Regions from separate parts of the Homo sapiens genome. Here region 2 is linked to region 1. The links are chromatin contacts, found by Hi-C or POLR2A ChIA-PET in ENCODE. All regions are on one chromosome and are shown on one strand. Each heading gives the region's core, a stretch centred on a gene start or an enhancer-like site at or near the end of the contact. The rest is flanking DNA. Distances are from core to core; before and after follow the strand shown.

Region 1 (5,458 bases), core at 2,169-4,668:
GCTATATTAGTTAGCACACTTACTAGTTCTAGTAGCTTCTTTGTACATTCCGGCAGATTTTCCACACAGATGATCTTGTCATTTTCTTGCTTTTACTTCTCTATTTCCAATCTTTATGCCTTTAGTTTGGACTTCATTACATATTGTGCTGGTGGGAATCTTCAGTATAATGCTGAACAAAAGTGGTGAGAACAGATATCCTTGTTTTGTTCCTGATCTTAGGGGAAAGGAATTCAGTCTCTCACGATTAAGTGGGATGTTGGCTGTAGATTTTTTGTACATGTCCTTCGTTTATTTGAGGAACTTTTCTTCTGTTTCTAGTTTGCTAAGGGTTTTTATCAGAATGAAGGTTGCATGTTGTCAAATGCTTTTTATACATGTATTGAAATGATATATAGTTTTTCTTTTTTAGTTTGTTAATATGGTGAATTACAGTGATTGATTTTGGAATGTTAAATCGGCTTTGCATTCCTGGGACAAACCTCACTTGGTCATGATGTATTATCCCTTTTATATATTGTTGAATCTGATTTTCTAAAATTGCATTGAGAATTTTTACATCTGTTTTATGAAGAATATTAGGTTGTAGTTTTCTTTTCTTGAAATATTTTTGTTTAGTTTTGTTATCAGTGCAATGCTGGCCTTGCAGAATGAATTGGGAAATCTCCTCTCTTCTTTAATTTTCTGGAAGAGTCTACGTACAAATGGCATTATTTCTTCCTTAAATGTTTAGTTGAATTTACTTGCCATTAATCCCTTCCAGTGCAGTTTTTGTCTCTAGGAGTCTGATTTAGGTCTTTAAAAATAACTCCTCCATTTCTGTTAAACTTTTTGAATATATGGAATACAATTTTAATATCTTTTTAAATTCCTTTGCCTGTTAATTTTAACATCTGTGTCAGTTTTGGGTTGTTTTTGACTAATTTTTCTCCTCAATGTTTTCTCATTTCTTTGCATGCCCAATAACTTTTGTTTGAATGGCAGACATTGTGATGGTTATTTTTTTTTATTCCTATACATGTTTGGGCTTTGTTCTGAGATGCAGTTAAGTTACTTAGAAACTGATCCATTTATGGCTTACCTTTCATATTTGGAAAGCAAGACTAGAACATCGTTTAGCTTAGGGCTAATAACCTTCTACTACTGAGGCAACATCTTTCTGAATATTCTACTCAATTATATGTAAAATTATAAGGTTCTTCAATCTAGTTACTGGCAACAGTCACTTTTTCTGACCTCATGTGAGCTCCAGTTGCTGTTCTTTGTAATTCTTTTAGATGGTTCTTCCCCTGGTCTCTGCTAGCTTCCTCAGCTGTGTGCACTGATTAGTACTCTGTTGAATATTCAGGGGGACCATCTACAGATGTCTGATTCTCTTTCCCTGCAACTCTTTGTCCCCTCTCTGTCCTGCCAACTTTAGCCATGTTGGTCTTTCCAAACCCTTGCTTCATTTCTTCATTGTAGGGAATCGTTGAGCTGCACTGGAGTTTCTCATTCCTATGATATGGCCTGGAAACTTTCATGTCAGTAAGTTAGGGCTTTGGTAGGGTTCTTCTCATTCGTTTTCTATCTTATGTCTTCTGTTGGGTTCTGTCATGATGATTATTCACTATTGTGTTCACTTTCTTGTTTCATTGAACATATTTTTAATATTTTATCCAGTTTTTCTAGTTTGCTTTTGTAGATGGTTTGGTAGTAATTACCTAGTCTGCAATTATTGGAATAAGAGGCCTCAGACCTTTTAATTTCAACAAAGTTTTTTTCCAGAGAAGTGAGCAGCTATTTCAGGTCTGCTGGAGTCCTAAGGTAGAGTCCAATTGGGATTGAGAGCTGACCATCTGGCCAGTCTGCAAGTTCTTGCAGAAGAACCTACTGCTGAGGACTGAGGAGTGTGGGAGTGAGAGGGTGCTTGTTCTGAGGGGAGAAGGAGCCGGAAATGACAGCCTTGCTAGAGAACTGAATCATGGTTATCAGAGAGGAGGAGAAAGAGTGAGAATGCTGCCACATACTCATAGTTCTTTCCTGTTCAGATCCCATTCGATTTGTGAAGTGTGACATTGAGAGTCTGTTAAAATTGAAATGCACTTTTATAAAAATTCTGTAAAATATGGAGCCATAGGCTCTCTATCAACAGGTGGGAGTGAGAGGCAGTGAAATCTGAGTTATGACTGTTAAGGTGACTGTTTAAGTATACCCAGGCTGTGAGGCCTGGGGGAAATCAGGTTACACAGAAGCCAAGTTAACCCGGATCCAGCTCCACCTTGCAGAGTTTCGTTAACAGAAGGGGTCCTTGGTACAAACCCGCTGCCGGTCAGAAACTGGCCTGAGGCCAGAAACTCATTTTACCTTAACCTCAGAATGTCCATCAGATGATGAGGTTCTTGCCTAGGACGGATATTTTTCTAAGTTGGTACTCAGAGATTGACTTAAGAGTCCTTAAAATTTCACAATGAGTCACACATAAGGCCAGGTTTGCTGAAACCGAAAGTGTTGAAACTGCCTGGGGGCAATTTGTCGGTAACCTGTAGGCATTTGAGAAGCTATGAAAAGGATTAATATAATGCATAAAATGAAAGACAAGCAGTGGGGGTGGGGAGTGAGAAAACTATTTCCAGTGAACATAGCCCTAGTTCAGAAGACGAAATCTATATTTCACTCAGCAGAGGGTACAAATCTGTATTACATTAACTCAGCAATTCTAACCAAAACAAAGACAGGATGGCAAATATTTAAACAGTGATTAAACAGTGCCCAGGCAATAGGAAATGTCTGCTCTTGCCAACTGTTTGCTTGAATGAAATAAAATAAATAAGGGGCATACAAACTGTGTCTTCCTGGTTGTTCTCAGGGACCTTCTCTGGCATAGGGGCAGCTCCCTCAATCATGAACTTGAGTCTCATGGGTCCCATTAGAAATAGCCTAATGAGAAAGAACTCTGAAAACTGTTAATGGCTAACAGGGTACAGAATATGTATTTTTCTTTTAACGTATTTTACGTATATAAATGGCAGGGTACAATCAGAGCAGATTTCCCCACCAGGAGGTTGAATGCTTAATTCAAAACAAACGCCTATTGAATTTGATAGTAGATCTCTCCCCTCTCTCCCTAATTTGGCTTTTTGCCAGCTGTTAATCTAATTGCAGGGGTGGCAGCCTGAGATTCTGTGGCCCTCTAGGGCAACTCAAAGTACATATTGTCATTACTAATTATTATATAGTGTTGCTGTGATTAAAAGCACCACTGTCCTTTGAAAAGCCTCAAATGAGATGACAGCACAGAAGCACCTGAGTGTGCCCCATAAACTGATATTCTATTTGCTGTGCCATTAAAGTTCAACAATGCCATTATGTCTTAAGTGACAATGAAAAGTTCCCATTCCAGCTTTTAGTCAGAATGACCACAAGTTTGATGAAACCCCACTCAACCTCTTCTCCAGTCATCTTGAAAGTGAAGCTGTTTGGTGTGTTGGTGTGAGGTAACTAACCATGGTGCTACTATGCGCTTTTGTAGGCAGAGCTGGCCTGGTGACTTAATTCACATTGGGACACTTACTGTCACATTCATCGCACTGGATTAAATACTGCAACTGAACAGCCAAAAGAAGAGGTATCGCTATAGGTTGAGTGATATCTTCCCCTCAAAAGATGTGTAGAAGTCCTAATCCCCATTTCCTCAGAATGTGACGTTATTTGGCAATAAGGTCGTTGTAGATACAATTAGTTTAGATGAAGTCGTACTGGAGTAGGGTGGGTCCCAAACCAAGATAACTGGTGCCTTTATAGGAAGGGGAAATTTGTACACAGGGAGAACGTCTTGAACATAAAGACAGAGGTGGGGAGATGTAACTCCAATCCAAGGGATGCCAAAGATTGCCAGCCAACCACCAGAAGCCAGGAGAGAGACCTGGGACAGGTTCTCCCTCACAGCAGAGTGGGCTCATGTCTTAGCCTGTTTGAGCTGCTATAACAAAATACCATAAACTAGATGGCTTATAAACAACAGATATTTATTTTTCATAGTTCTGGAGGCTGGGAAGTCTGAGATCAAGATACCAGCAGATTCAGTGTCTAGTGAGGGCCCATTTCCTGGTCCACTGATGGTGCCTTCTGACTGTGTCCTCACATAGGGGAAGGGGCAAACTAGCTCTACGGGGTCTCTTTTATAAAGGTTCTAATCCCATTCATGAGGGCTCCTCCCTCATGGCTTCTCAAAAGTCACCACCTCCTAATACCATCAACTTGGAGGTTAGGATTTCAACATATGAGTTTTGAGGGGACACAAACATTCAGACCAGAGTAGCCCCTAACCCAATATGACTGGTGTCTTTATAAGAAGGTGGCTTTGTGAAGACAGAGACACATGAGGAGAATGCCACGTGACAACTAAGGCAGAGACTGGCATTAATGCAGTTACAAGCCAAAGAATGCCAGAAATTGCCAGTGAATCACCAGTAGCTAGGAGAGCAGCAAGGAAGGACACTCACCCGCAGGTTTAGGGGGGAACATGTCCCTGCTGACACCTCAATTTTACACCTCTAGCCTCCAGAATTGTGAGAGAATATGATTCTGTTTTAAGCTGCTCAATGTATGGTGCTTTGTTATGGTAGCCCTAGGAAAGGAATACAGTCAGGAACACTCTTGTCCATAGGCAACATGGGATGTAGCAATGTATGGCCAAATCTTTCTCCTCCCACCATACAGAACACATTCATTCAAAGAGTATAAATTGGCCCAAGCTTAATAGACATTCTCTTTTTTACTAGTGGGTCAACACAAGTATAGGCCAGGTTAGTTCTATAGATAAAACAGAATTTGAAATGTGTAATGTTAAAGCCAAAGGTCCAATGGCTATTTATTCCACATTCTATATAACTACCCTAACTCAAGCAGCCGCTCTAAAACCCCAGTGACTAGGACCCTGAAAAAGTGTTCTTTAAAGTGTCAGAACAGAGATTCAGACTCTCAGAATTTGCTGTTTCAGTTTGAGAAGATGAAGAGTTTGAAGATGAGAAGACTCAAATTTGAGTCCAGCACCCAGCTGCCAGTCTAGCAGCCCATTGTAGCCCCCAGAGAATGAAAATGGAATGCTTGGTCCAATCCCCATGGTGGGTGTCCTCCAGGAAGCTCTGGGGTTCCCAACTGGCCTCCAGCCATACCAGGGCCATATAGATTCCTTAAAATAAATATCTATTTGTGTGTTGCCTTTTGGTGGCTCTGATCATCTATAGCATCAAGTCTAAGCATGATGCTTGAATAAGCCTCCATGATTTATGCCCCCTCTGGGCTCTGGGCTCCTGTTGCATCACACTGTCCCTTTAGCTTTATATCTAGTTACACAAAATTACTTGTTGTTTCCACAATAAAGCCTTATGTGTCTTGTCTTTGTGACCTTAACTATCACTTAAATTGACAATGCCCTTTCCTTCTTTTCCTACTGAAACAACCCTAGTTAATCTTC
Region 2 (5,458 bases), core at 1,422-3,921, 230 kb before region 1:
GTGAGACCCTGTCTCAAAAAAACAAAAAGTACAGTAAAAAGTTCTGAACATATTTTTTCTAAGCAAAGGAATGTTTTATTCAAATGAAACTTTAACAAAAATCTAGTATATAAAGAACTGCAGTAGCTGAAGAAGATGGATGAGGAGGAGGGACGCCCTGACAACCACCAGAACAGCCATGCATTCAGTAGACTGAGGGGCCTGGCATCAAGTCTTGCCTTCTGTGTATTCCAGGTCTGGAAATAGGCAGCCACATCTGAGGTGCACAGTAAGTATATGATGACTGACTGAATAAATGAATGAAATGCCATCATTTTGCCTCTAAATGTAATTGAGGAACACAAAGCCGCTAACATTTTCATTAGTGAAAACCAAGGTAATGAATCCATTTAATAGCTCATTTTCATCACCAGATTCTTCTGGCCACTCACGGTCCTTACTTGCCTTCTTTGAACATGAGCTTATGAAGCATTTGGTTTTTACAGTCCAATTTCCTCTAGGACTGTTTCCATTTGACATAATCAGGAAAAGTACCCACCTGAGTTCAGGAAACTTGGTGAAATTCAGGCTGCATTTTAGGGGGTGAGTGGTGGGATAGGACCAAGAGGGAAAAAGAAAACAATTTTCTTGTAAGGATCACACACGGCTAATTTTAAAAATAAAATTATTCATCTAATTATATAAATAATGTATTGTCATTGTAGAAAGTTTGGAAAATACAGGAAAACCTAACGAAGGAAATAAAATTTACTTTCCCTGCCATCACCCAGAGATAATGCTGTCATTGATGTCTATCCCTCCGTTCATGTCTTTATGAAGCAGGATAACATATATAACATCCAAATATGTTTTAACTTGCTTTTATGACTACATAATATATGCAAATATTTTATGTTGTTAAATATTGTTCTAGAACATGATTTTTAAATTTCTGTATCATCACCGATGGAAGAATGTACCACATTTTGTCTAACAAATTTCTTTTATTTATTATTTATTTATTTATTTTTTAAATTTTTTATTTTATTTTATTTTATTATTATTACACTTTAAGTTTTACGGCACATGTTCTTATTGTTGAAAGTTTGACTTATTTCCCCTCTTTTTTCTATTATGAATAGTGCTACATTGAGTATCCTGTAGTCTGAGTGTGTGTCTGTTTAGTATTTATGGCATGCTACTTATTTTTTTATTTTTATTTTTAATTGTTGTGGGTACATACACAGTAGGCGTATCTATTTATGGGGTACAATGGCATGCTACTTTTTTTTTTTTAGACAGGGTCTCACTCTGTTGCCCAGTCTGGGGTGCAGTGGAGTGTGATCACAGCTCACTGCAGCCTCAACCTCCTGGGCTCAGGTGATCTTCTCACCTCAGTCTCCAGAGTAGCTGAGACCACAGGCATGCGCCACCACACACTGCTATTTTTGCATTTTTTGTAGAGATGGGGGTCTCACCATGTTGCCCAGGCTGGTCTCAAACTCCTGGGCTCAAGTGATCTGCCCGCCTTAGCCTCCCAAAGTGCTGGATTACAGGTGTGAGCCATTGTGCCTGGACGGCATGCTACTTTTTAAGGCTTTTGATGCACATGGGCAAATTCTAGAATGGCTGTACTGAAGTAGACATTGTGGACAATGCATTTGGGTTCTTGTTTCACACACCAGAGCTTCACTTTTCATCTGCAACGGCATTCTGACCATTTTTAATGAGCATTAGTTATTTGACACTGAGCATACCACTTTCCTAACTTTGAGAAGAAAGAGAGGTATTAAAGTCTTGGGTGTGGCTGTTTTTCAGAATTTACAATTAAAAATCTATCTCAATATTTTGCTGTCTTTAAAAAGCAGTGAAGTCTGAGGAAGGATATTAGTGGATTCAGTGGCTGCTGTTCATAATGCCTGCAGGACATTTTGAGTGTTTCCTTCCTGAGTTCAGAGCCTCATCCTCGCATCTCAATGAGACATTACCCTAGAACCTCTACCACCATGACTACCAGCACTTCTGAATTGAAACTGTCTTTGGCTGTCAATTTGCTTTGGGGACCTTTTCTAGAAGTTAAATTCATTTTTGTGGAGGCTAAAACTAGTCACTCGATCACATTTGTGATATGAGTCATGTTAGAATAAAGATCTAGAAGAGTGGTAGATCCTATCTAACTTGCACAATAGTAGAAAGTGAGGTACAAACAATATTTCTCCTAGTCCCTCTGAGTTCAATCTGGATTTGAGATTTACTTTTCATGATCTGACACAAAGTATGTGTGTGTATGTGTATTTTGAAAAATTTGGACAGGAGTCCCATATGATGTTGAATTAATCAAATATAAATACACACACACACACACACACACAGACACACACAAACACAGAGACACACACTTTATTCCATTAGGGAAAGTATGCTTTCTTTTTTTTCTTTGCTCACAAAACTGAGAAATTGGCAGAATATTTTACTTGTAACTTGGCAGTATTGCAATTTACAGACGAGAAAGGCAAGCCAAATTGGGTGAAAATTGTTTGAGATTTTTTTTCCCAGTTTTAGACAGTGAAAATCATGTAGCTGAGCGTGCACATTCAGCCGTTTTCTGCTTGATTTTTAACCGCGTTTGTTCATTGGCACTGCCAGAGCTAGTTACAACTTCCCGGTGCAAGCATGTGATGGCCAGGGGAAGGTGTGGGGATTCGTGGCTGTCCTCCCCATGCTGTTAATGTTAAAATAACTGTTGTTTGAATTGTTTTGAGATACTGATTAGAGAAATATGAAATGTGATATTATTTGAGCTTCATAAATCCATCTTAATTATCAATATATAAACACAGACTTAGGAGTGGGAGATCCAGATCAGACATGTTTACAGGCCTGAGCTTTTTCCGTGAGTTTCTGGAACATTGTGGTGCCTGAGACACAGCGGGAATCCGACGACTCTGAGAACGGACTTTCCCTTTTAAATGCTGGAGGCTTTGAAATCGTCTTCACAATGAGGGAGGATTCATGAAGTAATGAAAAGCTGTTTCCTCTTTAAAACGTTCAGACAGCAGCACAAACATCTGGGAATTTGTTTGAATATTTGGGTTCCCTGAATTACCCATTTCCTTAACATACATTTTACTTACTTTTCCAAGGGAGATACATTTCCACCTCATGTTTTTCCCAGTTTAGCTGTGTTAGGCTCTTCACTTTAGCATTTAGGTTGCTTTGTATTTAAGGACACAGGTTAAGGCCGTATTATGAAAGGTATGATTTGGGTTTGGGGGAGCAGGATGTTGTTATGCGTGAGGGGCAAAGTGATTTTTGTGTGTGATACAAGTTTCAATTACATCATGGTGTCATCCTTATAAATTAAATTTAAAAACAGTTGTGCCAAAAAAATAGCCACTAATGTTTCTTTTAAAAAATGATTAAGCAACAATATTTACTCAATATTTGAATTAAGCAAAACTGTCATCTTCTTTCTCCTTTTCAGAACATAATTCCTCTTTCAACTTCAGAAGTCATGAGACTTCCCTTTCTTTCTCCATTCTCTTCCTCACACTGCAGTGTCTCAAAGGGTGAAAATGTCTGTGTGTGGGAGAGGGTGGTGGTGGTAGGGCAGTGGTCAGAACATTCTGGAATCCAGGATAAGAAAAACCAGCTTGATTTCTGCACTTAGGACATTGTTGATGTTTATTTAGGGATGTGCTATCTGGATTGATGGAAAAATTTGGAAATACTTAAATATTTCGGTATGTAATATCGGATGATGAGACAGTGCAGCACTGATAGCTTCCTGGTTGTCAGTGTGGCTCTGTATCTCTGTTTTACTTGTCATATTTGTACTAAGACAGGTGTGGTTTTAAACGGTCAGTATTGAACTATTTTTGACTAATTAGATGCGTTACGTGTGACTTGCCAGTTTATAATTAGTTAACATATGATAAAAAATATGAGATATATTGATTGGTATAACTATACTAAATATAATTTAATCTAGTTGACTTTTTTAATAGGCATTTTAGGATACCACAATTACTGCTGTGAACTTCAATGGGTTATGAATGACAATTGTTACTCTGGAGCATCAGGCATGTAGAAAGTATAGGGATTGGGCTTAATACAAATTTAGTGGCATAACCTGGCAGTCGCCTATTTGATTATAATTCTGCTGTTATTCTGAATGCTGTTCATCTGCCCTTATCTCATACAAGTAGGTTGCAGAACATATTTTTAAAAATCTGGCCGGGCACAGTGGCTCATGTCTGTAATCCTAGCACCAATTCCGAGGTTGGAGGTTGGCCCGAGGTCAGGAGTTCAAGACCAGCCTGGGCAACATAGTTAGACCCTATCTCTACAAAAACTTAAAAAAAAATGAGGTTGGGTGTGGTGGCTCACGCCTGTAACTCCAGCACTTTGGGAGGTTGAGGCGGGCGGATCACAAGGTCAGGAGATCAAGAGCATCTTGGCTAACATGGTGAAACCCAGTCTCTACTAAAAATACAAAAAATTAGCCGGGTGTGGTGGTGGGCGCCCATAATTCTAGCTGCTGGGGAGGCTGAGGCAGGAGAATGGCGTGAACCCAGGAGGCGGAGCTTGCAGTGAGCCGAGATTGCCTCACTGCACTCCAGCCTGGGCGACAGAGTAAGACTCCATCTCAAAAACAAAACAAAACAAAACAAAACAAAACAAAACAAAACAAAACAACAAAAAAGAGCTGGGCGTGGTGGTGCACACCTGTAGGCCCAGCTACTCAGGAGGCTGAGATGGGAGGATCACTAGAGCCCAAGAGTTGGAGGCTGCAATGAGCTATGATTGTGCCACTGTACTCCAGCCTGGATGACAGAGTGAGACCCTGTCTCTCTAAAATAAATAAATAAATAAATAAAAATCTGGCTATATGAGCTGGCAAGTTTGTTTATTTACTTTAAAAGTTAAACAGCAGTTAATTGTGATTTGTGGATCACTTCTTCCCCATTGATTTAATCTCTGCTTGCTTAAATAAATTAAGGTACTGTATATTCTGGATTATACTTCCTCCGCCTCAAATTTAGGAATATTGTGAAGTGAGACTATGATACTTGACTGTGGAAAGGGATATATTTGTACCCCATTACCAAGTTTTCTTCTTGGTGTCTTTCTCTAGTTCAGATGGAACTATCATTTATATCTAGGTCTGATGAAATAAAACTGAGGGAGAGGGGCTTCCAGGTCCCCATTTCTTAAAACGTCATGTTGCCTGACATGAATGAATGCATAGCCACACTCTTGTTCTCTGAATCTGTCAGTCAATTATGTGCATAGTTCGCAACTAGGACGGGATGTCCTGTGAAGAAAAGATAGGCATTAAGCCCCTGTAAGTATGAGGATTGCTTGCGACATGTCCCAAGCAATTGTAGTTCATCGCTGAGATCAAGAATGACATGTTTGGCTGGGCTCGGTGGCTCACACCTGTAATCCCAGCACTTTGGAAGGGTGAGGAGGGCAG

The links. A loop is a pair of places that touch in the nucleus more often than their neighbours do. ChIA-PET counts read pairs that join two places held with the same protein, here RNA polymerase II (POLR2A). Pooled maps may share reads with other maps.
Region 2: a pooled map shows a loop between it and region 1 (7-fold over the local background). The contact joins two enhancer-like sites. A Hi-C loop is called at or near these places in 3 of 168 maps with a recorded cell type or tissue (B cell, naive thymus-derived CD4-positive, alpha-beta T cell and psoas muscle), 17 of 37 single-sample maps with no recorded cell type and 13 of 50 pooled maps. POLR2A ChIA-PET finds 5 or more read pairs at or near these places in 4 of 52 experiments (AG04450, HEK293, activated B cell and 1 more).

What each region holds. Positions count from the first base shown.
Region 1 is chr13:50,363,558-50,369,015 of GRCh38, forward strand. All of the region lies in intron 2 of DLEU1 (deleted in lymphocytic leukemia 1), which reads left to right. Among named protein-coding and RNA genes, the nearest start is that of DLEU1-AS1, 160 kb to the right of the region's middle. RefSeq lists a silencer at 3,276-3,570. Within about 2 kb of position 3,419, at least 16 of the 41 ENCODE cell types and tissues checked have a DNase peak (open chromatin) inside an H3K27ac peak, as active enhancers do.
Region 2 is chr13:50,138,297-50,143,754 of GRCh38, forward strand. The region is part of intron 2 of DLEU1 (deleted in lymphocytic leukemia 1); the gene reads left to right. Among named protein-coding and RNA genes, the nearest start is that of DLEU2, 15 kb to the left of the region's middle. RefSeq lists an enhancer at 2,588-3,261. Within about 2 kb of position 2,672, at least 3 of the 41 ENCODE cell types and tissues checked have a DNase peak (open chromatin) inside an H3K27ac peak, as active enhancers do.